2 separate regions of the Homo sapiens genome follow, and region 2 is linked to region 1. The links are chromatin loops, found by intact Hi-C in ENCODE. Cell type or tissue: heart left ventricle. All regions are shown on one strand. Each heading gives the region's core, and the rest is flanking DNA. Links, peaks and the distances in the headings are about the cores only. Region 1 overlaps WNT9B (Wnt family member 9B). Region 2 holds the start of WNT3 (Wnt family member 3).

Region 1 (8,000 bases), core at 1-8,000:
ACCTAGTCTCATTACCATGGCATCTAGGACCCTGTCACGTGCCTCGTGCACCATAGGCCACCAATCCGTGTTTGCTGCATGATCGGTTGCAAGAAGGAACTCCAGGTGAGAGATGGAGCGAAGTCAAGAATCGGAAAGAAATGGGAAGGGTGGGGGCAGGCATAGGATGCTTCCCGCCAGTGCCTCTCCCTCCAGAATGTCCCCATCCCCATCATGGGTGAGCCTGTAATCCCAGCTACTCTAGAGGCTGAGGCAGGAGAATCGCTTGAACCTAGGAGGTGGAGGTTGCTGTGAGCCGAGATCGCACCACTGCACTCCAGCCTGGGCAACAAGAGCAAAACATCCTGTGGCTCCTTACAGCATGCACAGAATAGGATACACATCACCCAAGCAGCTTATTGCCAAAATGTTTAACCTGAATCCAAGTACAAGGAAACGATCAGGCAAATCTCAGTTGAGAGGTATTCCACGAGACATGCAGCCTGGACTCTTCAAACTATCACTGTTATGAAAGCAAAGAAAGAGGGGGACTGTTCTAGATTACAGGGAGCTGGAGAGACATGAAAACAACGTGCAATGCCTAATTCTTGAGTGGATCCTGGGCCAGGAAAACATGTTTTAAAAATTTTTTAATTTTAATTTTTTAGAGACAGGGTCTCACTCTGTCGCTCAGGCTGGAAGGCAGTGGTGCAATCACAGCTCACTATATCCTCGAACTCCTGGGCTCAAGCGATCTTCCTGCCTCGGCCTCTCCAATCGCTGGGATTATGGGTGTGAACCTGTGCCTGGCCAGAAAATAATGTTATAAAGGACATTTTGAGGGACAATTGGGGAAGTCTGAATATGGACTATGTAGTAGATAATTTTTGTCAATGTTACATCTCTTAGATGTGGTGATGGCCTTGTGGTTCTGTTGGAGAATGTTCTTGTCCTTAGGAGATACATGATAAAGTATGTAAGTGTCTTGGTGTCTGCAAAGGTCTCACAAGTGATTCAACAAGATAGATATTGCAAATGCAAAGACAGAAAGCACATGTGGCTGTTTTTAAAGGAGGAGGGATATTGCGGGTAGGGTACCCACCTAGTGACTGTCTCAACAAGCCCCGGTCCTCCTGGAAGATGGTGGCATTGAGCAGCTGGAGGTGGAGGGGTCTGCGGGCCTGTTTGGGAACTAGATTATGAGCAGGAACAAAGTAAGGCTCAGATGAGGGCAGGAGGAGGTGAGGATGGTGTATGGTAGAGAGAATATGGGGTTTGGAGGCAAAAGGCCTGGATCCGCTTGCTAGCGATATAGCCTTTGGTAAGTCACTTAACCATTTTGTGTCTCAATTCCCCTATCTGTAAAAAAAGAAGAAGGGTGTCCACCTTGTGAGGTTCAAGAGAGAAAATAGATGAGAAATCCCTTGATAAACTGGAGCCTGCTGCTGCATGTGGACGTGTCTGTCATTACTCAGAGCCAGCTGGTCTCCAGGCCCAGGAACACTGGGTAGAAGGAGCATGTTAGGACGGGGATGCTGGTGGAAATGTAGGCCCCTGCAGGGCTGGACTGTGGGCCCACCTCTGCCTCCCGCCCTGGGGAGCCCAGTTAAGGCAATGTGGACCCCAGCAGGGCTGAAGAACTGGGGCAGGGCAGGCCTGAGCCAGGAGACAGGCACTCTCTGCTGTGCTTGGCTCAGAAAGAGGCCTCCTCTCCCATCAGACCCCCAGGAGGATCCTGGTGGGCGAGGCCTCCCAAAGCATGTTGGGAAGGAACTGTGGCCAGAAAAGGGACACAGGATTCGTGTGTAAATGACCCAAACCACTGCATGGCTGTGCTTCTCATTTCTCCTATTAGACTGTAGGTCCCTGAAGGCCCCTGGTTGGCTTCATCCCGCCCCACCCTGAGCCATGCTGCTTGCCATAGCATGAGGGCTCCAGAAATGCTTATCAACTCCAGGAAGGATGCAGGCTCTGGCCTGTCTGAATTGGTGTGTAATCCAGGATGGATTATTTCCTTCCTCTAGGCCTTAGTTTACCCAGAATCAATAAAATGGGGCGATCCATCCCTGCCCGACCTATACCAGTGTACAGAGGAAAAAAATCCCATACTTTGGAGGCCAGGAGATCTGTGTTCCAATCCTGGCCCCACTGCCTGCCAGTTGCAATGAGGAGGCTTCTCATCTCACAACCTCCATTTCCTTATCCATTACGGGGACCATGTCCAATGTGCAAAGTTATTGCAATAAATTGAGACAAAGTAAATGCAAATAACTGGCATGTCATTTATTGGTTTATTGTCTTTCTCACCCACTAGGATGTCAGCCCCATGAGGCAGAGACTTGGTCCTGTTCCTTGCTGCACCAAGCACCCAGGATGCTGCCTGGTGCTCAATAAGAGATCCCTAAATAATCATTGGTTGAATAAATGGACATAAGGGGTGCTCAATAAGTGATGGCTTCCATTGTTATTCTAAAGTGTCCTGAGACAGAAAGCATTTGAAGTTCATGGTTGTTGAGAAAGGAAAGGTTCAAAAGCAAGTAATGTCCAGGGTTGGCATGGGGCTGTCTGTCTGCCAGGTGATGAAGGGTACCAGGAAAGCTGGGCTTATCTAGACCAGGGGACAGGACTATGTGCTCATGAGAGGCAGGCAGGGGCATCCATGAGCAACGGGGGCACTTGGGGCATCCTGTCCATTAGACTCCCTCACTCTAGCTGCCTGCAGGAGGACATGCAGGCCCAGTCTGCCAGCGCAGCTGACTTTTGCAAAAGCAGCCAGAAATCCAGTGGAAAACAATTCATTTTTACAAGCAAAACACAAATGAGAGCAATCAAAATTCATCTGTAGGTTGGGAGGGGCCCAGTGGTGTAGCCCAAGCTTCTTGGGCAGTGTGGGCAGAAGGACCCCTTGGAGTGGCCTCCATGGGTTCCTGGTCTCTCCAGCCTTCTCAGGCAGCCAAAGCCCCTGAGACATGGGACTCCACTTGGGGGAAGTGCCAACATGCCATCCAGATCCAAAAGGCTGGGATCACAGCCTGGGAAGGAACTGCTTCCCTGAGTTCTTGGGCTCACAGTGGTATCCAGGCTTTGGGGCTCCTGGGCTCAGAGCAGGTCAGCCCGTAGTGCCTGGTCTATGGAGATGTTCAGTAAATATTCATTGAACAAGTCTCTTAGGTGTGACTTTGAGCACAGCTCTCCATCTCTGGACCTCATCTATAAAATGGCCACAGTAATGTGGCCCCACCTACCTCACAGAGATAACGGAGAAATCAAGTGAGATGAAAGGGGTAAAAGTTTTTGTTTCTAAATAGCAAAGTGCTTTACAAATGCCAGGTGTGGGAATTCTCGTTGTCATTATCATTATGAGTAAGACACTTTTGCCAGAGCAGAAGAAGGGGGCCTGGACCCAGAAGGGCAGAAAATCTACAAAAACATCACAAGGAGGGTCTGGATGGAGCCCACCAGGGCTCATCACAGAGCGGACATGTGCTTACCAGCTCCGAGACAGACCCAGTCATGGAATACAGGTTTGTCCTCCTTCCCAGCGACCCGGCCTCCTGCTCAGTGGGGGACCCGGTCAGGTCAGGCTGTATCTCCCCAGACAGAGGGTTTCCGGGAAAATACACAAACCCCACCTGTGCTGTCTGTGAAATATAGCAACTATATAAATAATATAAATACTTTCTCATATATCTTAGCTATATAAATTATTCTCCTTTGCTCTAAAAACTATATATTTGAGGTAGACAAAAATACCCTGTGAGCATTTCCCTTAAAGCTGTAGAATGAGGGGTCAGTGGTCACTCTAGTCCCCAGGGGCCCCAAGAGGGCCGAGGTGGGTCTTCAGGGGTAACTGGAAAAGAAAGGGATGAGAGCAAGGAAGAAGAGAGGGAGAGAGACAGACAGAGAAGACCCCACAAGCCAAGGAGCCCTCAGAACCTGCACTGTGCCATTGACTTGGGGTGTCCATGTTAGCAGCCAGCCACTGCCTAGATGCCTTAGAGCCTGCCCTTTGCCCTCCCACGACCCTGGCACTGCCAGCCATGAAGTCAGAATGCAGGTGGCATGTTGGTGGATCAGGGTGCTCTGGCCTCCACGTTGCTCCCAGGCCCCCTGCTCTGCCAGTGAGGTCCCTGCTGCCTTACGCCCAGCACTGAGCCTGGGTGGAGGCAGAGTTGGGGTCTCGGAGGAGCAAGATGGATTGGGAAGGCAGAGAAAATCTCCATGCTGTGGGGAAGTGGAAGAAAGGAGAAAACCAGCCCTCTCCCCATTTTTCTCCTGCTGCCAAGGTGTGGGCCAGGTGCTTGGGTCAGCAATGTCATTTTAACGAGAGGGGCTCAGGTCAGTTTGGCTTCTCAGCCGGGCCTCTGCAGTCAAAAATCCTTCCAGCATCCAGCAGACTGCCCTGATCCACTGGAGACTGGGCAGCTCCTCCTCGCCCTTGGAGGTCTCAGGGAGTTGGCCAGGGCACAGTCAGCGGGCCTTTGTCCTGGAGCTGGCACAGGCGAGGTTTCTGAGCATTCAGCTGATTCTGAAATTTCCTGTGTTGGTGAAGGGTCAGCAACTCTAGGTTTAGGGAGAAAGGAAGCTGACAGATGGGCGTGGCAGGGCCAGCAAAGTGGCCAAGGGCTTCCCGAAAGAAGTCACTTCCTCCTGGGTGGCATCGGGCCCCACTCTGGGGAAGTACAATGCCTCCAGCAAGGGGACCCCTGCAAGGTCTTCATCCTGAACAAGAGAGGCATGTGCAACAGGAACCCCCAGCCTGGTCCAGGGGCTGTGCATCCATGTGTGCCTGTGTGGAGGTACCAGTCTCTCCTCCTTTCACAGAGGGCCTTGGCAGGTGCTGCTGAAAATGTCCACAGGATCTGAGGAAATTATCAAAGTCACGTCTCCTCCTCAAGTAAGAGCCAAAGTGAGGGCCAAGTGAGAGGCCATTAGGAACTGAAGGAGGCTACCCAGGAGCCAGGCTTAGCAAGGACTCAAGCACCTATAACCCCAGCCAGGGCAAAAGCCTTAACTAGATGAGCAGCCACAAGAATAGAAATGTAACTTCAAGTCATAGCTCGTGAGCCAGCTGTTCTTCAGTATTGTGAACTCAGCTGGTATGGGGGTGTCACAGACCAGGCAGGCCCCAGCCACAGGAAGTCACCAAAGCTCACTCAAGAGCCAGCTGAGAAACTGAGCTCGCCACGTCACTGCCAGGCACCAGGAAGCTGTTGCCCTCCTCCTCTGCGCTGGGAGTGAAGATTCCTTTGGCCAGCAGGGAACACAGGGAGGGGCCGTTGTCTCCCTGTTCAACCTCAGGTGCACTGAGTCCCGCCTTGGTGGCTAGTTCTCCCACCTGTCTTACCTGCACTGGTGGTAGTTTTGAGCACGGCTGGGTGAGTGTGCATAACCCAGCTCTCGAGACAAGAATGAGGCCTCAGCGGAGGCATATTTGAAAAGCCAAATCAAGGACACAGGGCTCCAGGGCACAGATCTCACTCGGGTCCACTCAAGCACAGAAAGCTCTCCTTTCTCTGAACGGATGGCTTCTACCACCTGTGCTTTCTCCCCATCTCTGGCACAGCAAAACCAGGGGAGTGGTGGAGGTGTGTGACACCTGGAGCCCACTGCACCTGAGCAGGGCCACAGGACCCGATTGACCCATCTCAGCCAGGCTCCCGCCTTCACTTCCAGCTGGCACTGCCTGCCTTGGCATTCCTAGCCCAGCAGTTCACCTCCCAAGAACATGCTGGCTCCAAGCCATTCATCCCAGGAAGCAAGATGGAATAGCCCCTCTCTCCCGTCCAAAATTTCAGTCCTGCTGTGCTCTTGGTCTCCCTTATTTCCCTCCATGTCTTTCTCACTCTGCCCTCCTCTCCAAGTCCTCAACAAGGTTGGGGATGCTTGGGTTAAGGGAGGAGGCTTTGCTTCTCTTTGTTGAGTATCGAGGGAGGCAAAAGGCTGGCCAAGGAATGGTGGTGAGTGGCACACTCGTGTGCATTGGCACACATGCCGGTTTATGCATGCATGTGATGACAGTCTGCCCAGAGGGCCGGCTGGGCAGCTTGAAGGGTGCCACAGGAGGTCCTGGCAGTGCCAGACTGGCTTGCTGGGCAGTAGGCCTAGTGCTTGCAGGTGTACACAAGCTCCTCCTGCACACATTGCTGGCACTCCACGTAGCAGCACCACTGCACCTGGCAGTGGCAGGAGAAGGCCACCAGGCGGCTCTGGGTGTCATAGCCCCGCCCGCAGCACAGGCTGCTGCAGCTGGCCTCCCGGGAGCACACCCTACCTGCTGTGCCAGGTGAGTACTTGCTGGGCCGGCAGAAGCTGGGTGAGTCCTCCATGTACACCAGGTCCCCAGACCTTGGGGCCAGGCCTTTGGTGAGGCTGCCCTGCCTGGCAGGGGCCCACAGCTCTAGGCGGCCCAAGGCCTCATTGGTGGCACTGGACACCTTGACAGCCGAGTCATAGCGCAGTTTCAGCACCTGGCCCGTCTCACGGAACGGGGAGAGCTGCTTCCAGCAGGTGCGCACGGCACAGGAGCCTGATACGCCATGGCACTTACACGTGGTCCTGAGGCCACTCTTCACAGCCTGTGGGGGAGGCAGAACAGAGGCGTGGTCAGAGGCCTGGGCCCAGCAGCCAGAGCCTGCCCCCAGAGCACCAACCCCAGCAGGGCAGAGGCAGGAGAATGGGAAAGAGACCCAGGGTCTCAGCCCCAGCTCCTCCCCTTGGCCTGGAGTTCTTGTGGAATAGACAACTTACGCGACTGAACACAGCAGTCCCAGTTCACACCAACTGAGTGACTGAACACAGCAGCCCCGGTTCACACCAACTCAGTGACTGAACACAGCAGCCCCGGTTCACACCAACTCAATGATTGAACACAGCAGCCCCGGTTCACAACTCAGTGATGACAACTCAGAACTTAATCTCATAAACAGCTAGAGCACTGGTGTCTCCCAGCCTCCTCCCCTCAATAGACCAAGATACTTTTCACCCTCCAGACCTCCCACTACTGTGTAACCTCAGCCCCTTCCCTTCTCTGGGCCACTTCCATCTTCCCACCCATAAAATGGAGAAGTGGGCAGTTGCTCTAGATGGAGGTTTTCAAACAATGTTGGGCTTCCAGGACCTCCAGGAAGGCCTGGTCCTTGGAATGGAGACCCCTCTCCAAACATGTCCCTGCTTCACCAGACCTAGTCCTAAGCCTGGCTCCCACTGGTGACCACTGCTTCCACCAATGACACTCATGACCCTTCCATGCTTCCGCTGTGTTCCTGGCACCCAGTCACAGCCCAGAGTAGATGCCAAGGGAATGCTGGTTGAAGACGTGAAGTTCATCCTGCCTTTATGAAGTTCACGGCTCTTCATGTATTTTGGGGAGTGGGGTGCTGGCCTCCTTCAAGCCATGCTCCCCAGCTGTGTACCCTGGTGGGAAGGCACTGCGGGCAGCCAGGGACATGCTCACCTTGATGCCCACGTGGGTATTGTGGGCGTCTGCCCGTGCCCGCAGGTCCTTGTTTCCTCTCTTGGACCCCAGGAAGTTGCTCAGAAACTTGGTGCTGTACTTGAGGTTGTCACCGCACACGCCCCACTGCCAGGCCTGCCGGCTCTCCAGCCCCGGAGAGTCATCACAGGTGCAGCGCTCCATGCGCCCAGCGCTGCAGGCCCGGGCCAGGGTGTGGGTGAGGGCGGCAGAGGACACCGCGTACAGGAAAGCTGTCTCTTTGAAGCCTGGATCGGGCACCCAGGGGCATAGGGAGGGAGGAAAGGGGGAAGAGAGGAAAGGAGGAAGCTTAGAGGTTGCCTGCCGCCCTCTGAGGGCCAGAGGCGGTGGTGGCAGCGCTGTGATGGGCAGGACAAGAGAATGTGGCTTGAGGACACAGCTCCGGGTGGGTCTCCCTGTCAACTGCCCCTTAAATTCTGACTGCAAGTTGCCATTTAAATGGAACTTCCAGGCTGGGCACAGTGGCTCGTGCCCCTAATCCCAGCACTTTAGGAGGCCAAGGCGGGCGGATCATTTGAGGTCAGGA
Region 2 (15,683 bases), core at 7,684-15,683, 59 kb after region 1:
CACCCCAGATCACCTATCTGGTACCTTGAGGCAGAGCAGATGCTGGGGGTAATCTCAGCTCATAGCCAGGTGGCTTCCGGGTGCAATTCTGGGGTTCTGCCAGCTCTAGCCTCGCTCACCCACAGGGTCTCTGGCCAACCAAGATGCCCTGACCACACAGACTGTATGGTCAGGCACTTACAGCGCACCCTGACTGCAAGCCCTCAGCTCTGTTGTCCCATGTTCCGGTGTTTTCCAGACTCCAGGCATTTCCATGCTACCCCCACTCTATAGCTGCATGCATACCTGTTCTGCTATTTTTTGAACACTTTTCTTTACATTGATTTGCATTGTTCTTAATAACGTCAACTGAAAAGAAGATTTTAGATTTACTCATTTTCAACAATGAGGTTTCATTCTAACCAGACACTATGGCCCTGCAAAGGCTCTGAATGTGTGACTTTCTCTCTTTATTAGAAAAGGATCTTAGCAAGTGTTGGAGAGGTGCTGAAGTCGTATTAGGACCAACCAGACTTTTTCTTTGAGGATACTCAGAAGGAGTGAAGGAGAATGGAACAGGGGGTGTGAATAAATGAGCTTTCTCCATGTGTGATTCAAAGTGGTTTAACCCATGCCTCACCTTCTAGAACACCCGTGGCCCTCTCTAGCCATGAGAAGTGTCACCACTAGCCATCAAAATGCTCCCAAAAGTCCAACCTTTGACCAAACTACATTTCAGATTTTCATTTCAGATTTTCTTAAATTCTGGAGAAAAAAGAAAATAAAGTAAAAGAATAAATATTTTGGTTATGCCATGTACTCTGATTTGGGATTCAGAAATATGATTTCTGGCCAGGTGTGGTGGCTCATGCCTGTAATCCCAGCCCTTTGAGAGGGGAGGATCTCCTGAGCCCAAGAGTTGGAGATCAGCCTGGGCAGTGTAGGAAGAAGACACCATCTCTAAAAATAATAAAAAGTTAGGCAGGTGCGGTGGTGCATGTCTGTGGTCTCAGCCACTCAGGAGGCTGAAGTGGGAGGATTGCTTGAGCCCGGGAGGTCGAGGCTGCAGTAAGCCGTGTTTGTGCCATTGAACTGTAGCCCAGGCGACAGAGCGAGACCTCATCTCAAAAAAAAGAAAGGAAATATGATTTCCCACATTACCACACCTGCTGATGTGCATAGCAAAAGGCTGGGTGTGGGGGTGGGGAGGCTATGGTAGGCAAAGGTAGGGGTGGGTGATGAGGATGAGGGGAGGAAGGCTTTTGGGCAGTCTGAGAAAAGCAAGAGAGCTGGGAACATCTCGTCACCAACAGTCCTCAATCACTAAGACAGCCTGGTTAGGATTCTGCCATTATGTTTGGTCTCATGATAATAACAGGTCTTAGGAAGTCAGCCTGTGTTATCTACTAGATGCCCTGAGCTTTTTGGGTAAACTATGCCATTTAACCCTGCCAAGGGTGGAATTAGTATACCCATTTGCCAGATAAGAAACGGCCACAGAGAGATCTAGATAACTTGCCCAAAGTCACAGCTCAGCAGCAGGGAGCCAGGATGTGAACTTGTTCTTTCTGATCACAGAACTCATGCTCCCCCCACCCCACCACAGCATCACTTTGCCCCCACCCCCTACTCCCATCCCAACCTGAGGCTATTTGGCCAGTGAGGACCAGGCCTTAGGAGATAACCATCCCCTCAGGTGAAAGAGTGAGTCCCAGTGTCCCCAGGCAAGGCTTCCACCAGCCCCTCCCAGCAGAGACTTTAGGAAGTGCTCCTGTGTGGCATGGCTGGTGGGGCTGTGCCCCTCCATCCCCGAAACACACTCAGGGAGCCTGAGAATGGCTCCTAGACACCTGAGAATGAAGGGCAGAGGGGAGACTGTAGGAGGCAGGTGGCTGGGCTGCTGCTTTTTCTCTTTTTAAAAAATTGAGGCCAGGCGTGGTGCCTTACACAGTAATCCCAGCACTTTGGGAGGCTGAGGCGGGTAGATCACCTGAGGTCAGGAGTTCGAGACCAGCCTGGCCAACATGGTGAAACCCTTTCTCTACTAAAAATACAAAAAAATGAGCCAGGCATAGTGACACATGCCTGTAGTCCCAGCTACTGGGGAGGCTGAGGCAGGAGAATCACTTGAATCTGGGAGGCTGAGGTTGCAGTGAGCCAAGATTGCTCCATTGCACTCCAGCCTGGGTGACAAGAGTGAAACTCTGTCTAAAAAAAAAAATTGAAATATAATTTGCACACCATAAAAAAATCACCATTTTAAAGTGCACAATTCAGTAGCTTCCAGTATATTGAAAAAGTTGTGCAACCTTCACCACTAATTCCAAAACATTTTCATGAACCTCAAACCCATCAGCAGTCAAGTTGCAGCCTCTTTAGGAAAATGCAAAGGCAGCACTGGGCAGAACTACATTCTTTCTGTTTGTTTGTTTTGTTTTTGTTTTTGAGACAGGGTCTCACTCTGTCACACAGGTTGGAGTGCAGTGGCTCACTGCAACCTCTGCCTCTTGGGCTCAAGCGATTCTCCAGCCTCAGCCTCCTGAGTAGCTGGGACTACAGGCACGAGCCACCAACACCTGGCAATTCTTTTTTTTTTTTTTGTAGAGATAGGGTTTCACCAAGTTGCCCAGTCTGGTCTCAAACTCCTGAGCTCAAAGCAATCTGCCTGCCTTGGCCTCCCAAAGTGCTGGAAATACAGGCATGAGCCACCGTGCCCGACCTGGGCAGAACTACATTCTGGATGCATCTTAAACCTCACCTCAACCCTACACCCTCCCTTTTGTTGTTTCCTTTCTCCCCACAAGTCATCTCAGAATGAGGCTCCCAGCTCCAGGCTCCAGTTGCAACCTCACCCCCACCTAGACAAACCCTCAAATCAAGAAAAAGAAGCCCTGGCAGGGCGTGGTGACTCATGCCTGTAATCCCAGCACTGTGGGAGGCTGAGGTGGATGGATCGCTTGAGCTCAGGAGTTCAAGACCACCCTGGCTGGGCAACATGATGGAACCCCATCTCTACCAAAAATTTTAAAAAATTAGCTTGTTGTGGTGGTGTATGCCTGTAGTCCCAGCTCCTTGGGAAGCTGAGGTGAGAGGATCATTAGATCCTGGGAGATGGAGGTCGCACTGAGCCAAAATTGTGCTGCTGCACTCCAGTCTGAGTGACAGAGTGAGACGCTGTCTCAAAAAAAGAGAAAAGAAAAAGAAATCCAAAGGAAAAAAAGAGAGAGACAGAGAGAAAGGAAAAGAGAAAAGAAAAGAAATTTCTGTTGGCCAGGCCCGGTGGCTCATACCTGTAATTCCAGCACTTTGGGATAGGCCGAGGTGGGCGGATCATGAGGTCGGCGGATCATGAGGTCAGCGGATCGAGACCATCCTGGCTAACATGGTGAAACCCCGTCTCTACTAAAAATAAAAAAAAATCAGCTGGGCGTGGTGGTGGGTGCCTGTAGTCCCAGCTACTTGGGAGGCTGAGGCAGGGGAATGGTGTGAACCTGGGGCGCGGAGCTTGCAGTGAGCCGAGATTGCACCACTGCACTCCAGCCTGGGAGACAGAGCAAGACTCTGCCTCAAAAAAAAAAAAAAGAAAGAAATTTCTGTCTCAAAAAAAGAGAAAAGAAAAGAAAAAGAAATCCTAACACTCATCCATCCTTAAGTAAAAGCAACTCACCTTGTAAGTCAGTCTCCACATTTAATCCAACTACCCTACACTAGACATGATGGGTGAGGAGGATACAGATAGTTAGGAGGCCTTTGGCTACAAGTAACAGCCTCAAGTGGGCTAACGAACAAGGAAAATGTATTATTTCATATCACAAGAAGTTCCAAAGCAGGACTCCTCTGAAGGCAGTTAGTGTCTCAGCAATGGTGTCAGAGATGAAGTTTGTTTCTCTCTCTTGGCTCTGTCTTCCTCTGCCGGTCAGCTTCATCTTCAGGCAGCTTTCCTCATAGTCACAGAATGGCTGCTGCAGCTCCAGGTATCCCAACCCAAAACAACAATGTCCAAAAGCAGGGAAAAGATATTTCTTACTGTGTGTCATTTTAAGAGCCCCAAAAACTCTTCCCAGAAACCTTCTTGCACCCTTCAGCTGACCTCCCTCAGGCACATGTCACCCAGTTTAGGCCAATCCCTGGCAAGCAGAATGGGTCCCCGTGATTGACTTAGATCAGTCAGGATTTACCTCTGAGCAAGGTAGGGGAGGAGTAAAGACCAGAACAAACTGGGGGCCTCTGCCATCCTGGAGGAAGGGACCACCAGCAGTGTGAGCTACACTAAATCTAAACAGAAGCCTGTCTTCCAGAAGTTCAAAAACAGCAGCTGAGGCTGGGCATGGTGGCTCATGCCTGTAATCCCAACACTCTGGGAAGCTGAGGTGGGTGGATCATTTGAGGTCAGGAGTTCAAGACCAGCCTGGCCAACATGGTGAAATTCTATCTCTATTAAAACTACAAAAATTATCCAGGCGTGGTAGCTTGCATCTGTAGTCCCAGCTAGGAGGACTGAGGCAGCAGAATCATTTGAACCCAGGAGGCAGAGGTTGCAGGTTGCAGTGAGACAAGATCACTCCAGCCTGGGTGATAGAGCGAGACTTCATCTCAAAAAAAAAAAAAAAAAAAGAGCAGCTGATTGCCACAGAGGGAGGGAGTGGATGCTCACCGATCATTTTACATGTCCCAGGTGCCATTTCAAACACAGCAGCTATCACTCTGCTGAATAGGCAATTGTCTTTTTGAGACAAGTGTTATTATACCCATTTTGCAGTTGATGAAGCAGGTACAGAGAGGTTAGATAATATGCTCAGTGTCACATAGTAAGAGGCAGAGCTGGGATTCACTGGGGTTGTGGTAGACCTGGGCTCTAACGCAACCACTCAGAGAGGATTTCCCAGTCAGACATGTGAATCCCCATTCAGGCCTTATCTAGAAGCCAAGACAAAGGTGCATAAGAGGTGGGTCCTGCTGGGATGTGGGAAATGCCAGGCAGATGTCCCTGCTTAGCCCAAGGGCCCTCCAACGTCTGTGCCAGCTGTGCCTAGGCCCTTGCCAGTGAGGCAGCTGTGACCCCATTCCCAGCCCACTGGGCCTCCATCCATGTGATTAGGCTCCCAGGACTCAGGGCCCATAGCTGGCCACCCTGAGGTCCCAGCAATGACAGCTACTGGCCATACTGGTCTGTGGAGAAGGTGGTTAGTTGGCAGAGTTCTGGAAGGTGCAAACCAGGACTTCACTAGAAATTTCTTCACCATCTCCAAGGATATTATCAGGCTTGTTCTATTCTATCTCCCTAATGTGCCCCCACAAAAGTCTTCCCCGCAAGACCCCTGAGATGGAGAGAACTTCCACACCTCTGTTTTGTTTCGTTTTGTTTTGTTTTCTTGAGACAGTTTAGCTCTTGTTGCCGAGGCTGGAGTGCAGTGGCACGGTCTTGGCTCACCGCAACCTCCGCCTCCTGGATTCAAGTGATTCTCCTGCCTCAGCCTCCCAAGTAGCTGGGATTACAGGCATGCGCCACCATGCCCAGCTAATTTTGTATTTTTAGTAGAGACAGGGTTTTGCCACATTGGCCAGGCTGGTTTCAAACCCCTGACCTCAGGTGATCCGCCCACCTCGGCCTCCCAAAGTGCTGGGATTATAGGCATGAGCCACCATGCCTGGCCTGGTTTTGTTTTTTAAGGAAACATTTACGTATTTGGTCCTCTGATGAATGACTGTCCCCAGCAGATGGCAAGTTCCTTGCAGGCCAAAACCTGGGCTGCTTTTGCTCATCAGTGCTCAGCTGCCAAGGGGCAGCTGCACACAGAGTTGCTCCATGAAGATGCGTTGAAGAAATGGACCAGGTGAAATTCACAGAGCACCTACTGTGTGCATCAACCGGAGCTGGGTTATAAGGAAGAAGGCAGACTCCTTGAGGGTAGTCCCATTCCTCGTGGAGCCTTGTCCACAGCAGGCATGCAGTCAATGTGTGCGATGAGAAATACAGACACTTTCCGCCCTCAGAGCCCAGGCGGAAGGTGGGGGCCCATCGTGACTAAGGTTGGAGACAGAAGAGACCAAAGATGGCTCCAAGCCCCTCCTGGGTTGCAACCAGGGCTCCCTCCCCTTCCCTGCCTGCTTATGTCCCATACACAGGGGAGTGGAAGGAAAACTCAGGAGCTCTAGTTCCAGGTGACTGAGAGAAACCGTGGCAGCCACACACAGAGGTCTGGCTCTAACTCCTCAGGTAGGATCACAGCCATGCTAGGAGCTGGCCTTGGGTTAGAGCCCCAAAAGCCTTGGGCAGGCCAGCCATGTCCAGGGATGGGGCTCAGGGTTATGAGGCAATGGCAGAATAAAGGGGCACAGAGGGAGGCTGAAGAGAAAGAAAGGGAAGGAGAAAGAGGTGTGGCACATGGCTGGAGAGGCAGCACGAGGGGCCACCAAGCCCCAGATGCCCCCATGTGGCAGTGACTTCCCAACAGGCTGCCCACCCTTAATCTCATCCCACTGGAGGCAGCACAGGGTCCTATGAAAGGGACACAGGAACCAAGCGACAGAGCAGGGTAGCTGGGGTGGGTTGGAGTTGTAGGGGCCAGGGCCACTCAAGATAGGGGCACTGAGGACCCTGAGGGGCCACAGGGAGCCCAGACCTGAGTCAGTGGCCCTTCTATCTGAGACCTCGGCCCTGCCTGCTCCCTCTCCTCTGGGCCCATCATCAACAGTGTTTTCGAGGGGCTGCTAAGTGCTGGATCCCTCACCACTGGGGGTTCAGCAGTCTTGTGGAGGGAGTTTCTTTGTGGAGATTTCACAGTTGGAGACGGACAACATATGCAAGAAACTGAGCAGATATGTCTGCTATGTAGTATGTATAATCAGCCGGGCATGGGGGCTTACGCCTGTAATCCCAGCACTTTGGGAGGCCAAGGCGGGCGTACCACCTGAGGTCAGGAGTTCAAGACCAGCCTGGCCAACATGGTGAAACACTGTCTCTACCAAAAATACAAAAATTAGCCAGGCATGGTGGCGAGCGCCTGTAATCTCAGCTACTTGGGAGGCTGAGACAAGAGAATCACTTGAACCCAGGAGGTGGATGCTGCAGTGAGCCAAGATCACACCACTGCATGCCAGCCTGAGCGACAGAGCAAGACACCGTCTCAAAAAAATAATAATATGTGTAATCACATATTAATCACATCAGTGTCAGGGCTATGCTGGAAAATAAAGCTGAATAAGAGGCCTGACAGGACAGGGCTAGGGAGTGGCAAGGGGTCTGGAGGGGCCTCTCTGAAGTGGATATTTTGAAGTGGGTCTTGGAAGGGGACATCAGACAACATTATCCCGGATAAATCCTTCTGGAGAAGGCTCCTGGGCGCCTGAAGGGGGACTGCTTAGCAGACACTGACTGGGGCAGGAAGAGAGACCTGAGAGAGAGGCTTACTCCTTGCCTCAAGAGAAGAAGGAAACCCAATATTTTGTATTCACCATCCGCAGTCTGGCATTCCGTCAGCACCATTCTCATTTAACGCTGACAGCTCCCTACAAGGTGGAAAGTGTTATCTCCACTCCACAACCGAAGCCAGGGACTCAGAGATGACAGGCAACCGGCCAGTGCCCCCACCCCACCCCATTCCCTCCCTTCTAAAGGACTTTCACCGCAAATCGCTTTCCAAAATGCTCTGGGGAGGCCAGGCATGGTGGCTTGCACCTGTAATCCCAGCACTTTGGGAGACCAAGATGGGTGGGTCATTTGAGGTCAGGAGTTCAAGACCAGCTTGGCTAACATGGCGAAACCCTGTCTCTACCAAAAAAACACAAATTAGCTGGGTATGGTGGTGCATGCTTGTAATCCCAGCTACTTGAGCGGCGGAGGCAGGAGAACCACTTGAATATGGGGAGGTGGAGGTTGCAGTGAGCCGAGACTGCACCACTGTACTCCAGCCTGGGCGACACAGTGAGACTCTGTCTTAAAAATATAGGTCAGGAGTTCGAGACCAGCCTGGCCAACACGGTGAAACCCTGTCTCTACTAAAAATACAAAAAATTAGTCAGGCGTGGTGGCGGGCACATGTAATCCCAGCTGCTTGGGAGGCTGAGGCAGGAGAATCGCTTGAACCTGGGAGGCAGAGGTTGCAGTGAGTCGAGACCGCGCCATTGCACTACAGCCTGGGCAACAAGAATGAAATTCCACCTTTCTATATATATAATATATAATATATTATATATAAATATATATAATATATTATATATAAATATATAATATATAATATATAAATATATATAATATAATATATATAATATATAATATATAATATATGTGTTTATTATATAATACATATTTATTATAAATACATATTTATTATAAATACATATTTATTATAAATACATATTTATTATAAATACATATTTATTATAAATACATATATATATAAATACATAAAACTGAATGCCCTGGGGAGCTAGAGCTAAGACAGGAGGAACTACTGCCACAGGGAGAACCTCTCAGGTGCCCACAGCGGCCCCTGTGATCTCGGGATCCAGGAAGAACTGGTGACATCCGCCTGCCGCTGGCAGCCTCCCATATGTCAGCGGAAGAGGGAGGCATCCGCAGGGTGGATCTGGCGGTGCCCCAGTGCGCCCTGGACCGGCATCACCTGGGCCCGCTCGCCCTCCGCCTGTCTGGAGAGGAGAGGGGAGCCTGAAGCCATGCACCCCTTATCCCCAGCTAAGCTCCGGGATTGCGAGGTAGATTAAGGGCATTCACTCAGGAGGGCACCTGCTTAACCAAGATCCTCCGAAATCCGGGCTGCTCACCAGCAACAATTGAGGATGCCGGGCCCGCAGGGAGCGGAGTGGGACCAGGCGCGACCCCTTCCTCGCCTGCTGACCTCCCGCCTTGCTATCAGCACTGCCGCCAGGGGGCGCGCCCGCGCCGCTGGGCTCTGAGCCGACCTCCGCGTGCACCTGCGCTCCTTTGTGTGTTAGATTAACATCTGGTGCTTACCTACTATGCGCTTACTCGGTGCAGGTCAGGGGCTTCCTGCATTTCCAGGATGCAGCCTCTATGCCAGCAAACTAGGCTGGGCAGTGGAAAGAAATCCGATTTACTCCTGCGCCCACCACCCACGCTAGGGCCTTCCTGCTTCCAGGCTCTGCTGTCCAGCCTTCCAGTGGCCTCTAGGGAGCTCGCCTAAAACCGCTCTGCGGTTCCTACAGCTCCTAGGAGAAAGTTAAACGCCCTCCTCTCCAGGTCAGAGGCCTTGGAGCCCCCTATGTGCTCCCTTTGCACTGTTCCTCCATAAGCCCTGTGGTGTTAGGCCTTCGGCCCTTCGCACTTCCCCACCTGCTTCCCCGCTGCAACGGCTTCGCCTCTCCCTTTACCCCCCCAGGTTGGTCCGGCTCCCGACTCCCGCCTGGCAGCCCCAAGACCTGTTTCAAGCAAAAATGAATGGCACAGTGCCTGGATCGGAGATTTCCTCCTCCTTCCCCGCGACAGACGGGTAGCCCCATGAGGGCGGGCGGGGGCCTGGCCACCGGATTCTTTGTCTACACGGTGCCTCCGCAGGGGGTCCAGTGGAGCCTCACTGAATACACAGCGGCAGACTCTGAGCCCCGGGGGAGTGCACATCAAAAGGAACCTCCGAGCCAGCTAGAGAGAGGGGTTGGGTTGGGACTGGGGTCCCCTTCCCAGGTCTAAGGTCCCACACATTCACACACACAACAAAAAGTGCTTCCCACGTGCCACCCCATGTCCCCAGGTCCCTGGCCCTTGCTGCCTCTTCTGCCCTCTTCCAAGAGACCACCCTTCCTTTCAGGGCGATGGCCTCCTGGTCCACCGGCTGATGCCTCCACCCCGCCCTCCCTTCCTGGTCTTGGAGTGAATTTAACCCTTTCTCCACCAAGTGAAACCACCCTGGGGCTTGGGGTACCTGTTAGAGAGAGGGTGTTTCTATCTGTGATGTGTGGTCAGGGGCGCCCGCCCTCCCCTGAGAGAAACCATTCCTGCGTTTCCACCCGCGGCAGCGCAAGGGGTGCAGGAGGAAGGAAATTAAACCTGTGTTGAAGGAAGGACACCTGGGGGAAAGGAAGGGACTCAGGCTCCCCTTGTCTGAGGAGCTTTCAAGTGGCGGAAATCCCCACACACACCTCCATTCACTAGGGGCCTGGCAGGGCCGCTGGTAGGTTCCAGTCCTCTCCTCTGTCACTTCCCAGGCGCACATGGCCAGCTCCTAGATTCCACCCTTCAACCCACTTGTTTCCTGCCTGATGCACATGACCTGCGTCTGAGTTCTCCAGGCTGCCTGGAGGAGGCATTCAGGTACACATGACCCCTCAGGGAATGATGTTCTTGCCCACAGCACCCAGGATGCTGGCTGGGCATATCTCAGCCAACACACACTCCCACCGACAGCCTCGGATCTTTTGCTCCCACCTCACAGGGTTGGCACCTGTGGAGTCTTGAGGCCCAGTAATGACCCCAAGAAGCCATCAAGTCCAGGCCCTGTCGCCCCACCATACTGCATCCACAGTGGTGTCTGAGTGGCCAGGGAAGGTAGCCCTCCCCAGCTCTCAGCACCACTGTCATGGGGCTCTGGAACTCCCGAGCCCTTGGGCAGGACTCCAGCAGGCAGCTCTGATCAGAAAGCCACCTGGGAGCCCTGTGGGTGGGACAGGACTCCAGGTAGGACCTAGCAGGCCTCCATCCAAGAGGGAGGTATGTGGAAAGCTCTCCACTGCCAGAGCCTTGGTCCTGAGGCTCTGCATTCATGGCAATGGTAACCCTCTTTCCAGGTGAATCAGAAACAGGGCACCCCAGAATCAGCCCAGCCATGAGGAGCATCTCTAGGGATCCCCATCTCTGCAGCCCCCACCAGGTTCACCACTCCTGGTCAGGTTCACGATTTTTCTTCGCCTTGCAGCTCCTTGGTGCTCTCCGCCTCCCCCCTGCCCCTTTCTTCCTCACACCGGTGGCTCAGCCTCCCCCCGACAGTTTTCTTGGTTTCTGTCTCAGCGTCTCTCTCATCTCTGAGCCCCTCTCTCTCTCTCCTCCTCTCGGATTCTCCTTTTCCTCCCCTTCCTTCCTCTCTTTCAACCTCCCCTCCCACCCCCTCCAGTCCAGCAATGGGCTGGGAACGCAGCAGGAGCCATGACAAGCCCAGGCGGCTCTCCCGACCCTTGGTGCCCCCGAGGCCATTTCCCCGCGCTCCCTGTGCCGGCAGCAGCCGCGTGCGGAGAGGGCTCGCCGACCAGAAGGGGCAGCAGGTTGGAGCTGTGGGTACGGGGGGCTCAGATCAAAGGCCAGGAATGTCTGGCCCCCTGGCGTAAGACTTCCTTCAGCCATGGCCCTCACCTCGTGGAACGCCCGCCGTTCCAGGCCTCTGTGGGACTCGGGTCGGCTCATTCTCTGCCCTTTCTGCCACAGTTCCCTACACAGCGGTCCCTGCTCCCCACCGGCAGTGCTTCCTTCACCCCAGACCGGGGCTGCGCAGAGTCCTGGTGCCTCAGGTGGCCTGGGAGGGGGCCTAGGGAAAGGCACCCAGGTGACCGGGCGTGAGTCCCCAAAACCTGACCATGATGTCAATACCACCCAGGGCTGAGACCTAATTCCTCGCTCTGGAGAGGGAGAGGAGAGGAAGCAAGCCCGAAGGGGGCCTGGAAGGACTCCTTTCCTGTGGGGAGGGGTGGGTAACTGGAGGCATTTGGTGTCCGCACAGGGCAAGGGCCTTTATCGCCAAACCCCAGGCTGGAGCTCCCTATCAGTAGAACCGGGGCCTCAGGCGGGACGGTCGGGCAGTGAGGGGCGCTCCGGAGGGCAGCAAGGTCTTCCAAGGACCTGGGCCGCCCTCGGCCAGAGCTGCGCGTTTCACCGGTCCCTGATGGTCCAACCGAGAATCCCACTGAGGCTGTGGGTCACGCCTCCGACCCGGGCCAGAGGTCGGGCCTGAACCCCTCAAGGAGGAGAAAGTGACCCGACTCCGAGAGCAGGAAATGCGACTGGCCGCTGGTGTCAGTTGCAGGAAATGCAAAGGCAGCAGGAGGTCCCGATACCGATCTGATCCCTGACAAAAGACTCAAATGACACTCGGCTCCGTCCCCCGGCGCCGCCCGCAGCCAGACCTTCGAGCCTCCGCGGACTTTTCCGCACGTTCCTCGGACACCCGGGAAGTGACCTCCCGCGGCCAGGACGAGAGGCCAGAGAGCGGGCGGACTCGGGAGGCTGGAAGCTGGGAGGGGGTGCGTTCCCCCACCCTCTGATCCTGACCTGCCCGAGCGGGGCTTCTGGAAACATCCCTGTGCTTTCTACCCTCGATTCCTCGCGGGCCCACGTCCCAACGGGTCACGGTCCCCGCCAGCAAAGGAGCCACCCGTTCATGCCCACGCCAAGCCCTCGCCATGTGAACGCCCGGGTCAAAGCCCCCGCGCCCTAACCCTGGCCAGCGGGGGACCGCGGCGGTAGCAGAGGGTCCGGCCCACCGCGTCCCCCCGAAGCCCCGCGGCGTCCGGGGCGCGGGCTTTGCCCAAGTTTGCTGGGCGATGCCCTTCCCGGAGCCCGAGTTGTGGGCCGGGCGGGAGGGGCGCGTGATTGACAGGCTGAACTACAGACTCATCTCTTACCTTAGGCCGCGGGCGCTGATTGGCTGCTCGCTGACATCCTCAAACCCGGCTGCTCCGCGCTGGGCTCGGGAGGGGGGCGGCTGCGGGTGGAGGTGCGCTTCTGACAAGCCCGAAAGTCATTTCCAATCTCAAGTGGACTTTGTTCCAACTATTGGGGGCGTCGCTCCCCCTCTTCATGGTCGCGGGCAAACTTCCTCCTCGGCGCCTCTTCTAATGGAGCCCCACCTGCTCGGGCTGCTCCTCGGCCTCCTGCTCGGTGGCACCAGGGTCCTCGCTGGCTACCCAATTTGGTGGTAAGACTCGCCTCTTGTCTGCCCGCGGCCCGGTTTCTCCGCCGCGTCCGGGGAAGGTGGGGGCGCCGGCTGGGGGTGGGCCGCTGCAGGGCTGGGGCTCCTCTCCTCGCCTCCCTCCAGCCCCCCACCCGCCCACCCCTCCTGGATTTTCTGCTGGTGTCGCCTTCAGAATCCAACTCCTGGCTCCTCTGATAATCACCATTTTCCCTGCTCCCCGCTGCAGGGGCTGGAGGACTTTTCCCATCTCAGAAGGTTTCTTATTCTTAGATCCTAACCCTCTGCCCGTCCCAATCTAGAGGCCCCCGAAGACCCCCCATTTGCTTGCAGTTGGGTTTCTGGAAATCCAGCACTGTCCCTGGGGCCCAGCCACTCCTCTTCTCCATTTTGGGGTCTTCATGGGCAAAACCATCCTGTTCCTTCACTGCCACCCCACCTCTGCCGGCGCCTCCATCAAGAGATTCCCCATAATAACCCCCCTTTGCCTTCCTATTTCAGACCCCAAAGGCTTCAGGGCTCCTCCCGGGGCAGGGGAGTGGGTGGGGGGATTTCATCAGATTCTCCCCACCGCTCTAGATTCATCTTGAGCCTCTGAAGTGAATATGGTATTTGCTGATCCGGGATGCCATTGAATTCGGATTTTATTCATTTCTTGCTTGTCCACCCTGGCAAAAGGGGGGTTCCTTGAAAATGTGTTGTCTGGGAGGGGTAGGCTTGTTGTTCTTTGACCAAAAATCCAATTCTCCATGTCACATTTCTTCCTTTTGGAAAACCGAGGACCGAGGAGAAAGGGAGAGGGAAGGGAGAATTCCGTCCCTGAGAAATGTGGATACAAAAGACATTTTAGTAAATAAGACTGGGAAGCCGGGAGCAGTGCTTGGGGGGGGCTGTGCGTGTCTGGGGGGCCTGGGTGAGGAATAAACATCGCTTTGGGAGCCCCAGCTCCAGGAGTCCCCTTGTTTTCCGAGCGGCCCCATCGCCGCTCTCCCACCCTCCGCAGGTCCCAGGGGCCAGAGGGGAAGACACTGAAACCAGTTCTCTAAATTACACTCCGCCTCTCCCCAGTCTCCAGCCCCCTACATTCCGGAAAACTTTAATTAAAGAATCTTCCCCTCCTGGACATAGGAGAGCCTTGGCCTGGGCGGGGGGAGGTGAGGAGGAAGAATTTGGGATCTGTGAGTGAGAAGTGGGCTGTGGCCCCCGGGGTGAAAGTCAGAAAGAAGTGCCACCACGGTGCGGTACCGCCTGCAGGTCCCCAGACTCCCTGCCTTTCGCCAACCCAGAGTCCAGGGTAGGAGGAGCAGAGACAGCGAGACTTGGGGGCCACACCCCGAGTCTTCCAGTTGTTTGGGGATGGCAGCATTTGTGTCTGGGTGTTTGGGGCTCCTGGGAGAGAGGGTGGGGACATGGCCAAGGGTCTCTGTTTAGAGGGTGCTAGGAGTTGCTCCCAGGACAGCCAGCCAAGGGGAAGTCTTTCTTCTGCCCAACCCACACTTTTCCGGGGGGCTGGGCTAACCTGAGGCTTCCAGCACATAAAGAAGTCCATGGGGTGGCCAGGGCAGCCAGGGACTTCAGGAAGGAGGTTCGGCCAGTCTGGGGAAAGGCTGCTGCCAACACCAGTCCAGCCTCACCCGGCCATTCCTGACCCTCTTCCCATTCCCGGGCCAAGGCCATGCCGTTTTTCGCCTTGCTTTCGCAGAGACTCTGGTGGGTTGGGGGAGGGTAGGAAGGAAAGGTTTGGCGGCCCATAGGTGGCAGGGACTGAGGAAGAGAGACCAGTCTCTCCGGCCCTATGAACTAGAAGAGGGCACTCTTCCAGTTGGTGTAGATTCTGGTGTGAAATGGTATCTTGGGGACCATCTAGATAGGGATTGCCCAATAGGAAGAAACGCTGGGGAAACCTGGAAGGTCAAGACATTGGCCCTAACATAATGCTAGACACATGGCTTGTTTGGGAATTTGGTGGGGGACAGGAATGCTGCTTTGTCTAAGCCAAGGAGAGAGGTGTGTGTGTGTGTGTGTGTGTGTGTGTGTGTGTGTGTGTGCGTGTGTTCTGGGTCTATGACCCTAAGAGGTGTTTTCTATACACCAGTGTGTCTCTGTGTGCAAAAGTGTTTGTGCCTGCAACTGGGCTACTATGGATGTGAAATCGTGTGGGCGTGTTGGGGGATCCATGCCCACGACAGGTTGTGCTGTGTGTGTCTGCACACGAGTGTGAGCAAGTGGCTGGTGCTGTGATGTGTGTATGTACATGTGTAAGAGACAGAGAGAAGTCTAGAAGTATCTTTGCCCATGTAAAGGTCAGAGCCTGTGTCTGCCTGTGACGCTGGGCTTGACTGTGTTCATGACTGGGCATGTGAGTGTGTGTGTGCGTGCGTGCGTGTGTGTGAGTGTGTGTGTGTGTGTGTACGTGCGCGCGCATGCCTTCATGACAGTGTGGGGAAAGCCCCACAGATGTCTTTGTGCATGAATATCAGTGCTCATGGCCATGACCTGATTGTGCTTGTAAGGAGGAGAGTGAGCCTCAAGTCCATAGCTGTGTGAGGGCTGTGTCTGAGTCCGCCTGTGATCCTGTCCCCAGGTGCTGGGCCCAGGGCTGTGTGGCTGTGAATATCTTTGCAGACATCTACCTGTGGGTATGAATGACACCTGAGCTTGGGTGTTTGGTGGGCAGCCATGGGCCTGGAGGGAAGGTCCAACAGGAAGCAAAAGTCTCACAAGGTGGCTGCAGGGGGCACAGCTGGCCAGGGATGGCAAGCTAGAGAGGCAGGGGCACAGGCTTCCTTGACACCAGCTTGTCCTGTCTGTCCAGGCACTAGAGTCACTGGC

Evidence for each region. Hi-C counts contacts between places; a loop is a spot of excess contacts. Peaks named below come from ENCODE experiments on the same cell type or tissue, not always from the same donor. Only the 100,000 strongest peaks of a DNase experiment are listed, where the experiment ranks them.
Region 2: a loop joins it to region 1, with 3.0 times the contacts of the local background. A loop is called at or near these places in 3 of 110 quality-filtered maps.

Annotation. Positions count from the first base shown.
Region 1 is chr17:46,874,802-46,882,801 of GRCh38, reverse strand. WNT9B (Wnt family member 9B) reads right to left here. Exons shown (of 4, transcript NM_003396.3): 3 at 7,436-7,701; 4 at 2,242-6,557. The coding sequence ends at 6,084. It also overlaps a transcript of LRRC37A2 not described here. Among named protein-coding and RNA genes, the nearest start is that of WNT9B, 27 kb to the right of the region's middle. RefSeq lists enhancers at 3,974-4,473, 5,783-6,383. In heart left ventricle, for the core only: no CTCF peak of the experiment used is centred there; DNase peaks (open chromatin) are centred at 4,559 and 5,174; H3K27ac peaks cover 1,294 bases; H3K27me3 peaks cover 65 bases.
Region 2 is chr17:46,815,692-46,831,374 of GRCh38, reverse strand. WNT3 (Wnt family member 3) reads left to right here and starts at 12,683. Exons shown (of 5, transcript NM_030753.5): 1 at 12,683-12,857. The coding sequence starts at 12,778. LOC101929777 (a long non-coding RNA gene) reads left to right here. Exons shown (of 3, transcript XR_429986.3): 3 at 457-585. It also overlaps a transcript of LRRC37A2 not described here. RefSeq lists an enhancer at 11,041-11,628. In heart left ventricle, for the core only: a CTCF peak has its summit at 8,870 (motif pointing right); DNase peaks (open chromatin) are centred at 8,858, 11,290, 12,130 and 12,574; H3K4me3 peaks cover 1,187 bases; H3K27me3 peaks cover 7,493 bases.